Linked DNA regions of Mus musculus: region 2 is linked to region 1. The links are chromatin loops, found by intact Hi-C in ENCODE. Cell type or tissue: left cerebral cortex. All regions are shown on one strand. Each heading gives the region's core, and the rest is flanking DNA. Links, peaks and the distances in the headings are about the cores only.

Region 1 (5,385 bases), core at 246-5,245:
TACAGAGATAGCGGTGCTTAAAACTAAGACAGCTTTTAGCTAATTAATTAACTACGCTGCCAGCCCCCTTCCCCCTAGTGGGGATGGGGTGATATGTAACCAAAGTACTTGTCAGCCTCTAACAACTGCAGAGAGCAAGCCTAATAGGCTGCTGTAGAGTTTCGTTTTAGGAGAAATTTTCTCTCTGAAGATGATGTGTAAGCTTGATCCTGTCAGAACATAAAACCACATAACCCATCATGTTTCCAATTTTGTCCTGGCTGCCATAAAACTTTGAGCCAAATTCAGAGTCCAATTATAATTCAGTTCATTTTAGGTACCTGGCAACATCTATTTGTGCTTCTTTTCCATAGTTGCTGGTCTGTTTTCTTCCATATTTTTATCCCCAATTTTCTTTCTTTCATGTTATAAACTGATGAGTCGCCTAATATCCTCTTTAAAGTGGGTGAAATATAAATCTCACATAAACTAAACTATATTTACAGATGCTAAGGGGATTTAAAACAATGACGAACCTTTCAAGAAACAGATATTTGGCCTAAAGGAAAGCAGGCGTCTAAGGAAATGATTACTATCTTCAAATATCCAATAGGCTACCAGGAGGGTAATGTAGTAGAAATATTCTGCATAACTCCAAAGTGCACAGCCAGATGTAATGGGTGAAAATAACAGGGAGACAGAGACCAAGGGAAGAAACCTCTTCCAAGGACGCTTAAACAACAAGGCTAGTTCACTATCAATGGAGGCCTTCAAATAGTGACTGGATGGTATCATTTGGAGGGTCTGTTGCAATAGAGAGTGGAAACATATTAAATAAGATGGTTTCAAAGTCCCTTTATGGCCCTACCATGTGAAAGACATCATCCTAGCTGTAAATTAGAAGACAGGATGGAAAAGAGAAAGGTATGGAGGGAGAACAGAAAAGAAGCAAAGATTCACCAAATACTGGGATATTCTAGCTCAAATGAACCTTGACCACTTCAGAGACATTCATAAAGGGAATAATGAGCTATAAACAGAACCCAAGCCTGCACTAACCCAGTCCTATTCCATATGATTCTTATAGGGGGAAAGGAACCAAAAAGTCCTTTCCATTGCTCATTACACCATGGGCTGGTGTTCAGAGTTTAAAGGGAACTTTAGAGATCATGTGGTCCAAATCCCTTGTTTTATGACCCAATAAAGAGACTCAGAGGGAGCTGGCTGTGGTGGCTCATGCCTGTAATTTCAGCATCTGGATGGAGTATTACAAGTTTGAAGCCAGCCTGGGTTTATATAAGAAGACTCCATCTAGATAGGTAGACAGACAGACAGACAGACAGACAGACAGATCAAGGCAGACCTTGTGGAATGGAAGGGACTAGTCAACCCATTGCCTGTTTCACCTCACTAAGAGTTGCTCAAGGGCAAAACCAAGTTTTCTTTCAATTCTTCCACAAGGCTTCATGTTGGCACCTTGCACATGGTGGGTATACAATTAACAGTTGGGAAATTGAACTCAGCAGAATTGTTCCAAAGTGCTGAAACTATACGTTAGGCCTTCTAACACTGTGATACTTTCTATGACAAAATACCATTCACTTCTAGTCGAACAGATTTTCACATCTCTGTTTCAGAAGCCTGGAGCCATACAATAGTAGACAGGAGATAAACTGTGCCCTCAAGGAACAAATGTTCTGCCCGTGGGCTGTCCATTTGCTGTCATGGAAAGCTGCTTTCTCACTTTTGCATACTTACTGCCTCTTATTCTTCAGATCTTAGTTCATCAGCAGCCCTTTCTCTCCTTCTTAGTGTAGGTAGGTCCCTCGATAGATGCTGTCTGAGAGTCCTTTTCTTTGCTCAGCACAGCAAGTTTATAATTGCATATTGACTGGTGCAGTTCTTTGTTGCTCACCATCTGTTTCCTTCTTCGAACTGTTAACACTCAAGGGTAGGTGTTTCTCTGTCTATTGTTACACTTCACGTTCAATGTCATAGGTATAGTAAAAATCCTGGTACATGGTAGGTAAGCAATAAGCAATCCATACTTTTTGGATGCCTGGACTAACACCCGAATATATAGATACATATATCATAATTACAATTTAGTGTGATAAGGGATATAAGGCAGTATATCCAAATCACTTCCTTAGGAAGGAGATAGCCAGTTTGGGCATCAATGAGGCTAGTCTAGGATGGCCTGATGAAATGTCTGTGCTGCTAGGCAACCATAGGGAGAACAACACACACAGCTTTGTGAAAGTGTCTCTTTTTTTTTTTTTTTTTTCAGACAAAGCCAGGTACATTTCATAATTCCTTTATTTCCCTAGTCCCTCAAGAAGCAGACTGTTCTGCTAGAGTGAAATAAACTGAGTACAACTAGCAGATGACCACAGAGGGTTGCCCCAGGAAGCCTAGAGACTCGGAATTCGTAGATTGCTCTGTTCCTTAGCATTCTCATCTATAGGATCAAGACTGAGAACAAGGATTGGTTCTGGATTCAGGAGACAGTTCTGAACCTTTTGGTAGGGTAAGACCTACTCTCCAGCAGAAGAGTGTTGCCCCCTGGTGGTAATAATAATGATAATAATGACAATGATGATCAAATGATCATTAGTGGGTATGATCTTTGCTAGAGTCACCAACCTTTCCAGTTTGCCCACAACTGTTTTAATCACTGAAGGCCCTAGATCCCACTGAAGGCTCTGAATGACAGTTAAATCAGGGCATTTGGCCATGTTTTTCCATCCAGGATGTTCAACATACTCTGCATACACATGAACTCACTACATAATTCATGACTCCCAAGACTAGGAATTCAGTTTGGACAGAGCCTTCAAGATCCAGCCCATTTTCCAGATGAAAAAGCAAATTCTGAAAGAATGGAAAAAAAAAAACCTCCGTCTTTAATATCTTGTTGCAAATTAACAGCAGAACCAAGAATAGCATCTAAGCATGCAGACCCGCAGCCTCATGTTCTCTGCCTATACCTAGCACCCCCTCAGCTACTTGTCAGTTTGTGAGGCTCTCCAATTCTCCAGGAGGTCTTTCCTAAATCACCTTGCACTGCTCCCTCAGCCTTTCAAAACCCTTCCCCCTTTAAACAACGGGTATTTTTTTTTTTTACCCTCTAAATGTGTAGCAAGGAAAATATTTCCCAGGGAAATAAGCCAAGAAGATGGGGCACTTCCCACATGCTTGCCCTGACAGATCACTTTGCCCTCATATGCTTTCCCCTCCGTTGCTTCTTTACCCCTTCCCGCTCCCACCCTTTTAAAGATTTTTTTCAGCCCCACCCCAAATCCCATCCCCAGAAATACTAGAGAGGAGAGCAATTATAGCTTAGGGCAGTCTCAGGTTTGTCCAGTGGCCCAAGGAAGGGCATCTGGCAAGGCAGATAAAGGAGAGATGGGGAGGGAGGTTTTCAAAATCACCAGGTGGGATGGTTTTGAGAACTGAAAGCTGAGAGGTAGGAAAGCATCCCTGCAGCTGCACTGGGAAAGAAGCCACCTTGCCCGACTTCCTAACCCTAGCAAGTCTGTCAGGAGATAGGTCCTGGTTTGCTGACCGCCTAAATTTATATGTCCTTCTTTGTTCCCTTGATCCCTAACAAGGACCCCCCCCAAAAAAAATCAGCTCCTGCCTCTCCCCTCCACTGAGACAAATTTGCAAACTCCCACATCTCTGTGGAAACGGCAGAGAGCAGGAGAGAAGAAAAAAGGAGAAAAATCCACCCACATGCCAACAAACTGGAAAAAAAATAACCCAGGCCTTGTCTCACTCAGCTGTTGGCTTGCCTCTCCCTCCCACTGTGGCGGCTGCTCCTGCCTCCTGGACAGAGACCTGGAACTGTTCAACTTTCCTGTTCCAAGCTGGCTTTTGTCAATATCCCCTGCCTCCAACCCTACTCCAGCTACCAGAGTGACAGTCCTGGATTCCAGGAGCAGGAGAGCTAGAAAGGAGAAATAGCAGAGCCACTAAGTGCTTGTAGCGGGCTTCAGATCCTGTGCTCCTAAACTGTATCGTATCCTAAACTGTATCCCTCTCCTTGTCCCATGAAAATAAGTCAAGGAGATTGGTCACTACTCACAAGCTCTCTCTGCCAGGCTCTTTGCTCTCAAGAGCTGTCCCATGCCTTTTCATACCTCCTTGCCTTACCTCTTCAAGCTCTGTTTTCAGTCTGATTTTATGTGCTTCCATCTTTTCTCGGCCTCCTGTTTCTTCACCTTCTCTCCTAGTTCTAGGCACCGTTTAGAAAACAAAACTGAACAGGACAAAACAAAATGGAGTGTGTTGCTAGGAAGGAGAGATCTGGAAATAGTTAAGAACTATTGAGGAAACTGAGAATGTTTAGCCTGTGGGGAGGAGATTATGAACAGCACAGGAAGATAGAATCAAAAAGAGGGTTTACCTTACCAGATGAGGTGGCTCAGAGAGGGAGCTATTATATGGACAGTTCCCCACCCCACGCCACCCACCCATCCACCCCCACTTCCCCTCTGGGCCTCCAGGAAGCAGAAGGAATAGTGAGTGAAAGATGCAAGACAGATTTAAATGGCAGTTTTGTTTCTTCTTTCCAAATTCTTGTTATTTCATTCCCTTGTCTTACTGTGTGGGATCTCTAGAATGTGGAGATACAGGTTTTACTGTAGCTACAGCTAACAAAAGAGACAAAATGGGCATCTATGTTATTCATCTAAAAGAAAGAGAGCTCCCTGCTTTACGATCATATATAATACTTGATGTAGGCTTTTGAAGGTTTTTTTTTTTAATCAAGTTAAGGAAATTTCTTCTTCTTCATAATAGCTAAGATGTTTATTTGTCAAGAACATGGGTTAAGTCTTATTGACTACTACTTCCTTAGCATCTTTCCCAATGATCATATGGTTTTTTTCCTTTTCTATACACAGTTTCTTTTTCTGTTTTTAAAGATTTATTTATTTATTTATTTATTTTTATGTACACTGTAGCTGTACAGATGGTTGTGAGCCATCGTGTGGTTGCTGGGAATTTGAATTCAGGACCTCTGCTTGCTCTGGTTGACCCCGCTCACTCTGGTTGGTCCAGCTTACTCTAGTCCTGCTCACTTCGGCCTAAAGATTTATTTATTATTGTATCTAAGTACACTGTAGCTGTCTTCAGGCACACCAGAGGAGGGTGTCAGATCTCATTACAGGTGGTTGTGAGCTCCCATGTGATTGCTGGGATTTGAACTCAGGACCTTCAGAAGAGCAGTCAGTACTCTTAACCGCTGAGCCATCTCTCCAGTCCTGATACACAGTTTCAATGAACTAAGGGATGGCAACATGGCTCAGTGGGTAAAGATGCTTGCCACCAAACTTGACAAGCTGGGTTTGATTCCTGGTACCTATGTGGAAGGAAAGAACCAACTCCTACAAATTGTCC
Region 2 (5,385 bases), core at 174-5,173, 55 kb after region 1:
ATATTACATATGTATAAATCTCATTCTGTTTCTTGCTTTTTTCATTCAATACTGTTTGGAGGGTTACTTGACCATATTATTATATGAAATCTAGCTACTATTTTTTAATTGCTTTATACTTTTCTATCCTATGAAAATTTTACAGTTAGTTTATCTAGTCCCATTATGATGGGAACCTAGGGTGATCCCAAGTCCTTGATACCCCAGAAACTGATGCAACAAGCAAGCTCAAATGTATCCCCTTTGGACTACTGTAACAATTTCTCAGAATGTATGCCCAGGGCTTGGATTACTAGGTCACAGAGTTTTTCCACAAGAGACTAGCAAACTACTCTCCAAAATAACATAACCCATTCACAGTGCAGCCACCGCTGTCTTTCCCTCACATCCTTCGTATACTGAAACCTTTTACATTTTACCACCACTGTTGTAATTTCTCACTATCATTTTAATTTTCATTTATCTAACTATTAACAGAGTTAAAAATATCAATATGGCTGGAGGAAGCTGAGGAGGAGGGTGACCCTATAGTAAGACCAGCAGTCTCAACTAACTTGGACTTCCGAGGTCTCTCAGACTCTGAGCCATCAATCAGGTAGCATACACCAGCTGATCTGAGGCCCTTGACACATACAGCAAAGGATTGCCTGGTCTGGCCACAGTGAGAGAAGATGTACCTAACCCTCGAGAGACTTGAGGCCCCAGGAGTGGGTAGGTCTAGTGTGTTGATGGGGGAAGGGGTGGGAACATCCTCTTGGAGACAGGGGGAGAAGGTGTGGGATGAGGAACAGTCTGAGGGTGGACCAGGGGAGGGCCAAGGACTGGACTGTAAAAAAGAATAAAGAGTAACAAAAAGGAAAAGTAATCTCAGTATGTTCAAATTTCCTGTTGTGTAAATGGAATATCATGTCCATATTATGTCATCCATGTTGAGTTTATGATCTTCTATTTCATCTTCTTTTATTTAATTTATTATTTTATTTGTTTTGACACAAACACTCACTTTGTTGCCCAGGCTGGCCTTGAACTCACCCTACTTCAGTCTCTGGAGTGCTAGGATTATAGGATATACCATCATGTCTGCCTTTACTGACTGCTGATTTATCCTCTGTCAGTTTTATACACTACAAATACATTCTCCAGTCCCTTATCGTCCAGATGCTTCATATATTTCTGGCTCCTATGTGTTGCTGGCACCAGAATCAAAGTTATGAACATGATAGTCAGGGTTTGTTGACTGATGAGCAAGGAGAGAAAGTATTGCTCCTCTTGGGTTACATAGTAGTAAGTGTGGGCCCTACCCCCCCTACCAAGCAATCCATTAGAGAGCACCCTAATTTAGATGTTACACAGCCACTAGAATTCATTCCTTCAGTTCTCCATCATCCATATATACTCTTTTCCCTATATTTACACCCTGGAAAGAAAGCACTCACTCTTAATCCTTTTCTTCCTTCCAGAGGACAGCAACCAAAACAAAAAAATAGGATTCGTTCAGGTATAAGCAACAGAAACACAAATTACTGACTCACTAGACCATAGAGAAGGAGACTTCAGGATGATTCTCTGTGGTTCTCTTGCTTTGGCTTCCTCTGCTTGTCAGTACCACCCTTGGGGAATTATTCCATGTATTCAGAAGATGGTTAGCAGTAGCAAAGGGGCCACATGCCTTTTTGTTCCTATACAGGGAAGATGAGTCATCGTGTCCCTCAAAAGCCGAGCAAAGTCCTGAGCCTCATTGTGAGCGGATCATGTCTGAACTAATCATCACTGTCAGAGGGAAATGAAATGACTCAGGTTAGTATACCTGTAAAGACCTACCTATATCTAGAGCTGGTGCTGGGGTCAATCCAAACTCTATCATCGTTATAAAAATGGGACAGATGATTGAATGCTGGAGAATAACCACAATATCTACTATAAGGGCATAAACTATGAAAGTGAAAAGAGATGAGGTCCAAGAAAGAGTGTGTCTAACCTAAAAGACCAATGAAGGCATAGCTCAGGATGGTAGCTGCACAGCAGCCCTATAGAGCAGTTATCCAAGTGGGAGCAGAAAGGAGAATTCCAGGAGGAACATATCCAGGGAAAGGAGAAGGCTTCAAATGATTTTTATACTTTCCTTGGGAATTTTAAATAACTTACTAAGGTACTAATGCCAGGCAATGCAAAGAAAAGAAAGCAACTAGAAACTCCAAGCACCAGGGACTGTATAAGAAAAGTAATGTGGGATGAAAAGGATGGCTCAGTAAAGTGCTTGCCTTGCAAGCACATGGACCTGAGTTCAGTCACTAGAGACAACATTTAAAAAAAAAAACCAACTAGGCTTGGTGGTGTGCTCATTTTTAATCACAGTGTTTGGGAAGTACAAAGAGATGGATCCCTAGGCTAGTGGCTAATGGCCTAGCCTACTTGGTAAGATCTTGTCTTTAAAAAGGTGGATGGTACCTAAGCAACAGCACACAAGGTTATCTTATGACCTCTACATGCAAGTACCTGTACATATATGCCCATACACATACATGTGCACACAAAATTAGCATGAACAATTTATTGACTCAAGCCTTTAGCAAAGTACAGATGAATTAGTTATGGCCACAAATAGAAGGTAAATTTTATCAATCTCGTTAATAATTTAATTCTAATACTTGGGAAGCAGAGGCAGGTAGACCTCTATGACTATAAGGCCAGCCTGGTCTACAGAGGGAGCTCCAGGCCAGTCAAGTGGCAACTGTATCAAACAACAAAATAGAGATGATAGAAGAGGTATAGAGATTATACATATATGTATATAACTGGTATACTGGGGACATTACTATATTGAAGGCTTGGGAGGAGGACAGTTGGTTGGTATACATAGCATAAGAATGGCCCCTATAGACTCAGGTGTTTGAATGCTTGGCCACAGGGAGTGGCACTATTAAGAGGTATGGTCTTGTTGAAGAAAGTGTGTCACTGTGGAGGTGGGCTTTGAGATGTCCTATGCTCAAGCTATGCCCAGTGTGGTACACAGTCTCTCCCCATTGCCTATGAACCAAGATACAGAACTTTCAGCTCCTTCTCCAGCACCTTGTCTACCTGCACACTGCTGTATCCTGCCATGACAAATAATGGACCAAACCTTGGAACTGTAAGCCAGTCTCAATTACATGCTTTCCTTTAAAAGAGTTCCCTTGGTCATGGTGTCTCTTCACAGTAATAGAAACCCCCAACTAATTCAGCAAAGAAGTAAAAAATGACTGAAATTGATAAACAGGTTGGCAAGTAGAAAACCTGTGCATTATTTGGAGCTGTGAAGATAATTACCAGAAAAAAGGAAAACAGAATAGATTTCCAGGTCAAGATGACAAATTTATCATGTGTTTATCTCTCCTCTCTTCTGAGAGCCTTCAAAATGATAGTTAAGAGATTATAAAGATATAAAAAAAAAACCTTTGTACTATACTACTATGAGGAAGAGTGTAGGAGCTCATCTGTCAACAAAACAGATTTCAGTAAATCTCAGAAAAATAGAAGTAAATGGAGAGTTGGTTACAGAAGAGGCATGGTGGATGAAGCCACAGCTGGATCATGCATGATGGCACCTCTGAGAAAGTGGTTGACCTGTCTTTGCAGAAACTTCAGAGAACATTGGGTCTTGACAATGTCAAAGGTGGGAGTGAGATGTGTTGCTGAAAACGGAGTTTAGTGAGAAGTCTATGTCAAACTCTCCACCCTCATACACAATGCACAGTGGCAGGGTGTCTACTCATTAGGCAAAGATAGGGGCTTCCACTTGAAGGAACAGAACCATCTCAGAGAGAGGATCTAGGTATTCTGGGGATTTGGGACTATAGCATAAGACTCGGAACTTTTCTTATCCTATGGGGAATTTGTCAGTTTGCCTAACCCTGCTCCCCCACTGAATTTCCAATCAGATTTTCACTGGTATGTTTTTAAAAACTTTTTACTGGTTCATTTTGTTATTTGGCAATTTCACACATTTGTAGAATATATTCTGATCACTGTCCCCTAACTCTGCCATGCTTTCTTATTTCCCTCTCGTCCCTGTCAACATGCCCCACATCCATACACATGTGTTCCTTTCTCAGATTCATGACTTTTGGTTTAGTTTTGTGACTCATTTTAACCAGGGCCACCTATGTGGCCATTGCATCAAAACTATCCATTGGAGTCTGATATTATCAGTGGCTGTACAACTGAAGGCAATGATTTCTCCTGAATCTGTCAGTAGGAAATAGTCCATCAGTGCAGGGTAGGGCTCTCTTGACTTCCCCTCCACCCATGTGCAGAATCAGTGAAGGTGTCCGCAGCTGCTGGGACATTATAATTGCAATGGTCATGTCTAGAAAAAATGCCTAGAAGACAATGACATTTTACAGAGTTTCTCTTTATTTTCTGTTTGTTTGTTTGTTTTTTTTTTTTTTACATTCTTTCCATCCCCTCTTCCACAAGGTTCTTTGAGCCTAGAGAGGATGGTATAAATCACTTGTTTAGGAAAATACCTAGTGTGGCCATGACTCTCTGCATCCACCACAGTTGACTGGACAGAGTGGCTTTTCTGATTAAGACTAAAGAAATGTCAGAAAACCAGAATGGATCACAAGGTTTTCTTTGAGAAAAGGCCACACATGAAAGAAATATTCCAAAATAAACAGAGTAACTGGGTAGGGAACTTGTTAGCAAACGAGCAGCCTAATGGGAGATCTAAATCTGTTTTGTTTTGTTTTGTTTTTTTTACCTCAGATATTTTCAGGCTGAGGGACAGAGCATCACCTATTAGATAATAATTGTCCTACTTTAGTCAAACATCACAAAAGAGAATTGTGGTCCTACTCCCACTACACTAACAAAGGCCAACAGTGAGTTCGGACTTCAACTCTCACTGGATAATGGGTTACCCTCCTCTTCCCACCACAGGTGGGACAGCTAGAGCACCCATTCTCACCTAGCAATGAGAAACCCCTGGGGAGGGTGTCCAATGGAGACTGAACAGAGACTGTGTATTTCTATAGCTGCTGCTTTAATGGGGCAGGGTCTTTTCTTCCACTGTAATAATAGTGTCTGACAATGGAAGCTAAAAGAGAATATTGAAATAAGATCCAGCATCTCATAACACAATAGCCCAAATACCCAGGTCTCAAATGACAATTACTCATCATGCCAAGAACCAGAAAAACCTCAACTTGAATGAGAAAAACAAAATGAAACAATAGACCTGAGCACCAAGATGACAGAGATGTTAAAATTAGCTGAAAAGTGTTCAAGGACAAGGAGTCACCATCAAAATACCTTTAACAATTACAAATGTGCTCCAAACAAATCACAAATTAGAAAATGAGAGAGTGAGGTGGCTCAGCAGGTAAAGACACGTGCTGCCGAGCC

Evidence for each region. Hi-C counts contacts between places; a loop is a spot of excess contacts. Peaks named below come from ENCODE experiments on the same cell type or tissue, not always from the same donor. Only the 100,000 strongest peaks of a DNase experiment are listed, where the experiment ranks them.
Region 2: a loop joins it to region 1, with 2.3 times the contacts of the local background. A loop is called at or near these places in 5 of 42 quality-filtered maps.

The regions. Positions count from the first base shown.
Region 1 is chrX:152,129,380-152,134,764 of GRCm38, reverse strand. No RefSeq gene overlaps it. Among named protein-coding and RNA genes, the nearest start is that of Iqsec2, 12 kb to the left of the region's middle. In left cerebral cortex, for the core only: a CTCF peak has its summit at 2,550 (motif pointing left); a DNase peak (open chromatin) is centred at 3,754; H3K27ac peaks cover 1,675 bases.
Region 2 is chrX:152,074,366-152,079,750 of GRCm38, reverse strand. No RefSeq gene overlaps it. Among named protein-coding and RNA genes, the nearest start is that of Gm15266, 34 kb to the left of the region's middle. In left cerebral cortex, for the core only: no CTCF peak of the experiment used is centred there; no DNase peak of the experiment used is centred there.